2 separate regions of the Homo sapiens genome follow, and region 1 is linked to region 2. A link is a loop called in an ENCODE intact Hi-C map of the cell type or tissue named here. Cell type or tissue: HCT116. All regions are shown on one strand. Links, peaks and the distances in the headings refer to the core of each region. The heading gives the core; the rest is flanking DNA.

The links. Peaks named below come from ENCODE experiments on the same cell type or tissue, not always from the same donor. Only the 100,000 strongest peaks of a DNase experiment are listed, where the experiment ranks them.
Region 1: a loop joins it to region 2, with 5 times the contacts of the local background. A loop is called at or near these places in 1 of 110 quality-filtered maps.

What each region holds. Positions count from the first base shown.
Region 1 is chr19:41,949,511-41,953,889 of GRCh38, reverse strand. No RefSeq gene overlaps it. Among named protein-coding and RNA genes, the nearest start is that of RABAC1, 7.6 kb to the left of the region's middle. In HCT116, for the core only: a CTCF peak has its summit at 2,066 (motif pointing right); a DNase peak (open chromatin) is centred at 2,069.
Region 2 is chr19:41,704,663-41,709,041 of GRCh38, reverse strand. CEACAM5 (CEA cell adhesion molecule 5) reads right to left here and starts at 416. Exons shown (of 10, transcript NM_004363.6): 1 at 247-416. The coding sequence starts at 310. RefSeq lists silencers at 2,026-2,075, 2,106-2,155, 2,176-2,295. In HCT116, for the core only: CTCF peaks have their summits at 1,343 (motif pointing left) and 2,089; a DNase peak (open chromatin) is centred at 1,971; H3K4me3 peaks cover 296 bases; H3K27me3 peaks cover 1,658 bases.

The DNA.
Region 1 (4,379 bases), core at 29-4,028, 240 kb before region 2:
CAGCTACTTGGGAGGCTGAGGCAGAGAATTGCTTGAACCCAGGGGGCGGAGGTTGCAGTGAGCCAAGATCGCACCACTGCACCCCAGCCTAGGCAACAGAGCAGGACTCCATCTCAAAAAAAAAAAAAAAAAAATTGGCATGGTGGCACATGCCTATAATCCCAGCTACTTGGGAGGTTAAGGCAGGAGAATTGTTTGAACCTGGGACACAGAGGTTGCAGTGAGCCAAGATTGTGCCACTGCACTCCAGCCTGGGTAACAGAGAAAGACTCTGTCTCAAAAATAATAATAATTTTTATGTTGATTATGTGTGTTGGAAGGATAATTTATTGATATAGTGGATTAAATTATTATTCATTTCACCTTTTGTTTTTTACTTTTAAAAACACGATTAAGAGGCCGGGCGCAGTGGCTCACGCCTGTAATCCCAGCGCTTTGGGAGGCTGAGGTGGGCGGATCACGAGGTCAGGAGATCGAGACCACCCTGGCTAACATGGTGAAACCCCGTCTCTACTAAAAATACAAAAAAATTAGCCAGGCGTGGTGGCAGGCGCCTGTAGTCCCAGCTACTCAGCGGGAGGATGGCGTGAACCTGGGAGGCGGAGCTTGCAGTGAGCCAATATCGCGCCACTGCACTCCAGCCTGGGTGACAGAGCGAGACTCGATCTCAAAAAAAAAAAAAAAGAAAAAAAACATGATTAAGGCTGGGCACCATGGCTCATGCCTGTATAATCCTAACACCTTGGGAAACCAAGGTGGGAGGATTGCATGAGCCCAAGAGTTTGAGACCAGCCTGGATAACACAACAAGACCCCCATCTCTGCAAAAAAGTTAAACAGTTATTTGGGCATGGTAGTGTGGGCCTGTAGTCCCAGCTACTTGGGAGGCTGAGGTGGGAGGATAACTTGAGTCCAGGAGTTCAATGCTACAGTGAGCCATGACTGCCACTGCACTCAGCCTGGGCAACACAGAGATACCCCATCTCTTTAAAAACAAACAAACAAGAGTTGCTGGGTGTGGTGGCTCATGCCTATAATCCCAGCACTTTGGGAAGCCAAGGTGGGTGGACTGCATGAGCTCAGAACTTCGAGACCAGCCTGGGCAACATGGCAACACCCTGTCTCTACAAAAAATACAAAAATTAGCCAGGTGTGGTGGCGCATGCCTGTGGTCCCAGCTACTTGGGAGGCAGAGGTGGGAGGATTGCTTGAGCCCAGTAGGTCAAGGCTGCAGTGGGCCGAGATTGCATCACCGCTGCACTCCAGCCTGGGTGACAGAGTGAGACCCTGTCTCAAAAAGAAGGCGGGGGCGGGGGGTGTGCGGATTAAATAGAAAATTGCAAGTTAGCCCGGGCATGATGGCTCATGCCTGTAATCCTAGCACTTTGGGAGGCTGAGGTGAGTGGATCACCTGAGGTCAGGAGTTCGAGATCAGCCTAGTCAACATGGCGAAACCCTGTCTCTACTAAAAATACAAAAATTAGCCCAGCATGGTGGTGCATACCTGTAATCCCAGCTACTCGGGAGGCTGAGGCAGGAGAATCGCTTGAACCTGGGGGGCGGAGGTTGCAGTGATCCAAGGTCGCGCCACTGCACTGCAATCTGGGCAACAGAGGGAGGCTCCCTCTAAAAAAAAAAAAAAGAAAGAGGAAAGGAAAGGAGAGGAAGGGGAAAAGGGAAGGGAAAAATAAAAGGAAAAGAGGGGAGGAGAGGGGAAGGGGAGGGGAGGGGAAGGGGAGGGGAGGGGAACGGGGACAGGGGAGGGGCGGGGCGGGGCAGAGAGGGTTATCCCTCTGAGGTTGTGTGGCGGATGGGCTGGAGGGAGTGAGACGAGGGACGATGATCCTAGCTGGGGAAGATGGGGCAGGGAAGTGGGGTGGAGAGGCGAGACAGGGAAGAGAGATTCAGGAGGTTGAAGGACAGGTCTTGGTGGCTGACTTGCGTGGGAGGTGAGTGGAAGGAAGCAGGAAGACCCCCAGGCTTCAGGCTTCCCAAAAGATGGGAAGACCAGGGGGAGCCTGGGTGTCTTGACGCCACACAGGAGTGCACTTCCAGAATCTGCCACCAGAGGGCAGACAAGTGCTTCCGCCAGGGAGGCAGTTAGAGATGGACTCATCCTGGGGCACCAGGCAGGGTGGGGACCCGGGGTGCCCCCGGCCAAGTCAGGTCACCTGGGCCTACTCAGAGGCCAGGGTTCCAATCCCAATTTTGGAGTAGCAGAGGGTGTTTGTTGACCTCAATGCCAGTATTCCCCAGGGGAGACTGAGTGTCCGTGCCCATGTTGGTGAGTGGACGCTAGGTCCAGTCTACATCGCTGGGTTTGCAGTGAATATGATCGAGGTGCTTTGCTTGGAGGCTACTGATGCCAAAGACCCAAGCACTCAGTTCTGAGATCACTGAGGCAGCAGGCTAGAGCTGCGGGTCAGGGGGAGGTTGGTACTCAGGCCAAAGGCCTATTCTGAAGGCAACTGGCTACAGGTCTCAAATTCTGGTGTTGAGTTATTGAGATGCTGAGACCAGAAGCTTCCATCTGGGGTGATCAAGACTAGGGTCCCAGGGCCGGAGGTGGTGGTTCATGCCTGTAATTCCAGCACTTTGGAAGGCCAAGACGCTTGAGCCCAGGAGTTCAAGATCAGCCTGGGCAACATAGTAAGACTCCATCAAAAATATGAAAACCTGCCAGATGCGGTGGCTCATGCCTGTAATCCCAGCAAGTTGGGAGGTTGAGGCAGGCGGATCACGAGGTTAGGAGTTTGAGACCAGCCTGGCCAACATGGTGAAACCCATCTCTACTTAAAAAAAAAAAAAAAAAATATTATCCAGGTGTGGTGGTGCACGCTTGTAATCCCAGCTACTTGGGAGGCTGAGGCAGGAGAATGGCTTGAACCCAGGAGGTGGAGGTTGCAGTGATCCGAGTTCGCGCCATTGCACTCCAGCCTGGGCGAAAGAGCAAGACTCTGTCTCGAGAAAAAATAAATAAATAAATAAAAATAAAAACAAAACTACAGTACCATTTCTCTGTCTCTCCTGAACAACCTTGAGATTCGAGGTTTGGTTTGGGGTAGGAGAAATTGGAGGGCTTGCTGTCTCATCAAGGGGACAGAGACCAAAGGTCTTGTCTATTTTGGTGACAGTCTGGGATCCAGCTGGCTGGTTGGAAGTGACAGATTGGGAATCTGGTGGTCTTGTTTGGTGATATAGCCTGGGATCCAGTTTCTGATTTGGGGTAATGGTAATTGGAGATCTGTTTGGGAGGCCAGGAGTTTGAAAGCAGCTTGGGTCAAAAAATGAGGTCCCGTCTCTACAAAAAAAAAAAGAAAAAAGAAAAAATTAGCTGGGTATGGTGGTGCATGCCTGTGGTTCCAGCTGCTTGGGAGGCTGAGACAGGAGGATCACTTGAATCCAAGAGTTTGATGCTGCAGTGAGCTAGGATCATACGCTGCGCTCCAGCCTGGGAGACCCTGTCTTTAAAAAAGAAAATGGGTTCAGTTCTCAATTTTTTTTTTTTTTTTTTTGAAACAGAGTCTCACTCTGTCGCCCAGGCTGGAGTGCAGTAGCGCGATCTCCGCTCACTGCAACCTCCACCTCCTGGTTTCATGCTGTTCTCCTGCCTCAGCCCCCCGAGTAGCTGGGACTACAGGCGCCCACCACCACGCCCGGCTAATTTTTTTTATTTTTAGTAGAGACGGGGTTTCACCGTGTTAGCCAGGATGGTCTCGATCTCCTGACCTCATGATCTGCCCGCCTCGGCCTCCCAAAGTGCTGGGATTACAGGTGTGAGCCACCACGCCCAGCCCAGTTCTCTTTAAGTGACAGATTAGGGACTTGCATCTGGTTGGTGTGACAGGAACCAGTTGTTGGAGGTGGCAGAGACTAATGTTCTTGTCTAGGTTGGGGTGATGGGGGCTGAGATTCTAAGGTCTGTTTTGGGGTGATAGACTGGGTTCTGATTGTCTAGTTTCTCGTGGCGAAGACTGGGACTTCTGGCACCTCCTTAGGGGTATTGGATGTAGAGTCTTGGCTCTTTTGAGGTGACACTGGGTTGAGACTGAAATTTAAGGTTTGGGGTACCAGACTGAGGGTTTGATGACCAGTTTAGAGCAACAGTAACTGGGGATCTGGTGAACTCCACTGTGGTATCTGATACTGGAGGTCTGGTTATCTCACTTTGGTGCCAGAGGCTACCAGTCCAATTATCTGGGTGGGGTTACAGAGGCCACAAGACTGGCCAACTAATTTTGGCTAAAGACCAAAGCCCTGGGGGTCAGGGCCTTGGCTTGGGGTGGAAGACCTGGGGTGACCAGTTGGGGGGATCAGCGCCTTGGCTTGGGGTGGAAGACCTGGGGTGACCAGTTGGGGGGATCAGGGCCTTGGCTTGGG
Region 2 (4,379 bases), core at 123-4,122:
TTATTATGATTTTTAAAAACGTAGTGGCCAGTGACAATTAACTAGGAAAATAGAACTCTTGAGGTTTTCCTGCCCCTTTCCAATTCCAGTTCAATTTGATTTTTCTGGTGTGACTCCTGTCCCTCTCTGATGTCCTCTTCCCTATTCAGGCTCCAACAGGAGCCCTCTGTCCGTCTCACAGCCCTGTCCTACCCAGGAGACCCCAGCTCCCTCCTCCCACCCTCTCCCAGGTTGTCCTCCCTTCACCTGTGAGCAGGAGCCTCTGCCAGGGGATGCACCATCTGTGGGGAGGGGCCGAGGGAGACTCCATGGTCTCTGCTGTCTGCTCTGTCCTCCTCTGTGGAGAAGAGCTTGAGTTCCAGGAACGTTTTGTCAAGGCTGCTGTGACTGTCTGGTCTGCTGTCCTTCCTCCCTCTGCCCTGAGTCTCTTCCTAGGGCAGGAGTACTTCTCAGCATCACGTGGGTCATGGGTGTGGTCTTTATTCAGGTGTCCTCTGTCCCCTCCCCTCTCATTTCTGCCTCTTTTGTCCCTCCTCTTTTTTCCCTTCTATTTTCAGTTCCTCAGACAAATCTTTTCGGCAAGGTGGATGGACCCCCATCCCCTGGGAGGACAACCTGTCTTCCCCAGTGCTGACCTCTGCTGTGTTCTGTCCTTGGGTCTGTCACACCAGGGGGATTATTTTCCTTTGTGACAGAGAAACCCAGCAGGGTCCCGGGTCTCCCCATGCTCTCCAGGGCTCTGGGAAGGTGGGATGATGCCCAACAGGAAGGTGACAGAGGTGGCTCTGGGGGCTAGAAAAAGGCTCACTGGGTGGTGGCTGGGGAGGGACCAGCCCTCTGTCTCCAGTACCACCAACCCCGCCACTGACCCAGGGATGGAGACCCAGGCCCAGAGGTCTCAGGAGTCCCCAGATCCTGCATGTGGAGGGGGAGGTGTCTTGTGTGTCCTGGAAAGAGAGGACTGTGGTGGAGGGAGGTGGGTGACTCTGGGCTCTGCTGTCCTTGGGGAAGGCTCCAGGGGGACCCTCCCTCTCCGTGTCTGTTGGCTGAGCTGCGGCTCAGGGCCTGTCCATGTTCTCCCTGACAGTCCTGGGTGGTCTCTGTCCTCTGCGAGGCTGACTGTCCTGTGATCACCCCACCTTCCCCATGGTGGTACCAGGAGGGAGTCTGGAGTTGCACAGGGACCCCTGGCAGAACAGGGTCCTCATAGGACCCAGAAAGGAACAGAGCAGGTATGTGGGAGAGATCAGAAGGGTCTGTTGGAGCAAGGGATGGAAACCAGGCTCCACCTCCACTTCCTTAGCAAAGCCAGGTTCCTGTCCAGGGGAATCCGTTTCCTGAGTGATGTCTGTGTGCAATGTCACCCCCTGGAGGGCAAGAGGAGACCTCCGGCCTTGTCTGGAACTGCCCTAGGGATGCTGACCAGGGTCGACGTGGTGTGAGCTGACCCTGAACTCTGGATTAGGCTGCAGGGTCAGGCCGGAGGATCTATTCCCTGCAGGCCTCTGTCCTCCCTTCTGAAGCTCTGGGGGTTGAGGCCTCATTCCTGGGGCAGCCGCGGGCACTTGCTGGCCTCCTCCCATGCTGGTGCCAGTGCCCCTGTGTCCACATGGAACAGACTCTGACTGCTGGGGGCCACACGGAGGTGATATGCTTCTTTTTAGAGATCTCCCACACATTTAACCAGTATTTATGGAGCATCTGTTCCGTGTCAGGCACTGGGCTGGGCCCTGGGATTCCACAGAGAGCAGGACAGACGTGGTCCCTGTCACAGAGTTTTCCTGTAACCGGGAGACAGGCGCTCAGTGAACTTCATGGGACTGAGGAGTTAATGGTAATGACAGGGCTGTGAGGTGACAGCATAGGGGGCGTCGGAGCCTGTGAGAGACTGAGCTGTCCTGGAGATCACAGGGAGCTGCCCTGGGAGACGCCCTTTCAGCTGAGCCCGGGGAAGGAGGGGGTGTAGGGGACAGGAGCTGCCTGCAGAGGGCAGCCGACAGGCCTCAAGTGGGCGGCCGACAAGCCTCAGGTGGGCGGCCGATAGGCTGCAGGGAGGAGCTGACAGAGTCCGTGTGAGGAGCTCGGAGGGCGAGGAGGACGTGGGCCGAGGTGACCCGGGTGAGGGTGGACCCTGCTGGGCTGTGGGCCCGGCTGAGGGAGGTCAGCAGCCCCTGGGGAGGCTCCAGGGTGGGAGGAACTCTGCCGCCCTCTGGTGGACAGGAGGGAAGTGGGGACAGCAGCGGCCCCAGACCAGGCTGTTTTACTCAACACTGATCTCTAGACATTGAACACGGGTCATGCACATGTTATGCCAAAGTGCTACCAGGTTTCAGCTCGGTGAGCCCCAGTCTCTGTGGCTACAAGTGTACTGTCCTCCCTCTTTCACAATCAGATGTCCCCAAATGCAGATTTTTGTCACCTTTTGTGACTTTGCTTTTGTCGGCAGGAGGCTGCGCTGTGCATGCTCCCAGGGGCAGTGATGTCTGGGGCTAAGCGTGTGCGGGGATCTGGGAGTAGAAGATTGTATTAGTCTGTCCTCGCATTGCTATAAAGAAATACCTGAGACTGGGTAATTTATAAAGAAAAGAGGTTTAATTCGCTCATCATTCTGCAGTTGTACAGGAAGCATAGTGGCTTCTGCTCCTGGGGAGGCCTCAGAAAACTTACAATCATTCTGGACGGTGAAGGGGAAACAGGAACGTCTTACATGGCAGAGCATGAGTAAGAGAGAGAGAGAGAGAGGGGAGAGGTGCTACACACTTTTAAACAACCAGATCATGTGAGATCTCTATCACAGAAACAGCATCAAAGCAGAAAATCCACCCGCATTATCCAATCACTTCTCACAAGGCCCCACCTCCAACATTGGGGTTTACAATTTGACATGAGATTTGGGCGGGGACATAGATCCAAATCATATTTGAGAGAGAGGGGCATGAGGAGAAGGTGAATGTTGGGGTAGCAGAGAGGAGCAGGGACAAGTCAACCTCACTTCTCACTCCCTGGGGACCAGAACAGGAGAGCCCGACTCTGGGGGCACAGCACCACACACTCTGTGTGTCCGTGCATCAGGGGAGGTGGGAGCTGCTTCTCTGTTCATGGGACCTGGCCTCACCTGCTGAGATGTCTTCACACTTAGTCCCATCCTGGGCTGCAGCCCCACAGAGCCTGTGTCCTCCTCTCCTCTCCTGCCCATTCCTGGATTTTTCTTCCTGAACCATCTTCTCCCATCTGTGGCTTCACCTGCTCCCGTTTCAGGCAGCTGCCCCTGGATCATTGCCCTGTCACCATCTCTGGGCTCACTGGCCTCTGCCATTTGTTCTGAGACTTGAGCCCTGAGCCCTGAGCCCTGTGAGGGAGGAAGAGTGAAGTGGGGTGGGCGCTGTCCAAGGTGCTGCCCTCTCTGGACAGCTTGAGTGAGGGACCCTGATGTGTCACCTGGGAGGAGGCTCCGGGAGGGAGCTGTGTCAGGGATGCCTGGATCAGGGGGATGGGGCACCTACACCAGGGTGAGCTGGACCTGTGGACTGCAGGAACCCTGCTCTGTGTCATCCATCAGCTCCTCGAGCCCCGTCTTCCTCTCTGTACCTGATTCTCTGGTGTGATCCCTGAGCCCGCGCTAGAGTCCTCCTCACAATGCCTAATGGTCAGATCTATGTGTGGAGACCTAACGGTGGGGGGGTGGGGAGGTCTCGTGTGCTCACACAGAGTGCCCTGGGGACAGGCTTTATGACCTCCCTTGTCCCAATCCCACAACAAGATCTGGACAGTGGGCCGGGTCAGATAAAGTCAGAATCCACGAGAAGGGTGTGTGTCCTGGCAGTGCTGAGGTTTGTGCCCCCAGCTTTACTCTCAGTCTGTTTGCAGATACATTTATGTTGTGCACCTGCAGTTGGCTGGGAAGCCTCATGTCCTTAAATCCTTAGTTATTCCTGTGCAGGTCATGAGGGGCCTGTACCTGGGTACAATGAGGACTATCTGATTAGGGTGGGTGTATTTTACATGGTGGGCTTTCCCTCTCCCAGTGTTTCTTGGATGTAGTCAAATACATAAGATAAAATATGCCACATTAATCATGTTAAGTGTACAATTAAATGCCGTTAATTATATTCACAATATTCTACATCCTCACCACTATATTTTTTTTTCCAGAACATTTTCATCATCTCACATAGAAACTTCATACTATTAATCATTAACTCTCCACCTTCCCCTGCCCCTAGCCCTTGGTAGCCACTGATGCTATCTTTCTCTTTTTTTTTGAGACAGAGTCTCATTCTGTCACCCAGGCTGGAGTGCAGTGGTGTGATCTCGGCTCACTGCAACCTCTGCCTCCCGGGTTCAAGCAATTCTCCTGCCTCGGCCTCCCAGAGGCACCT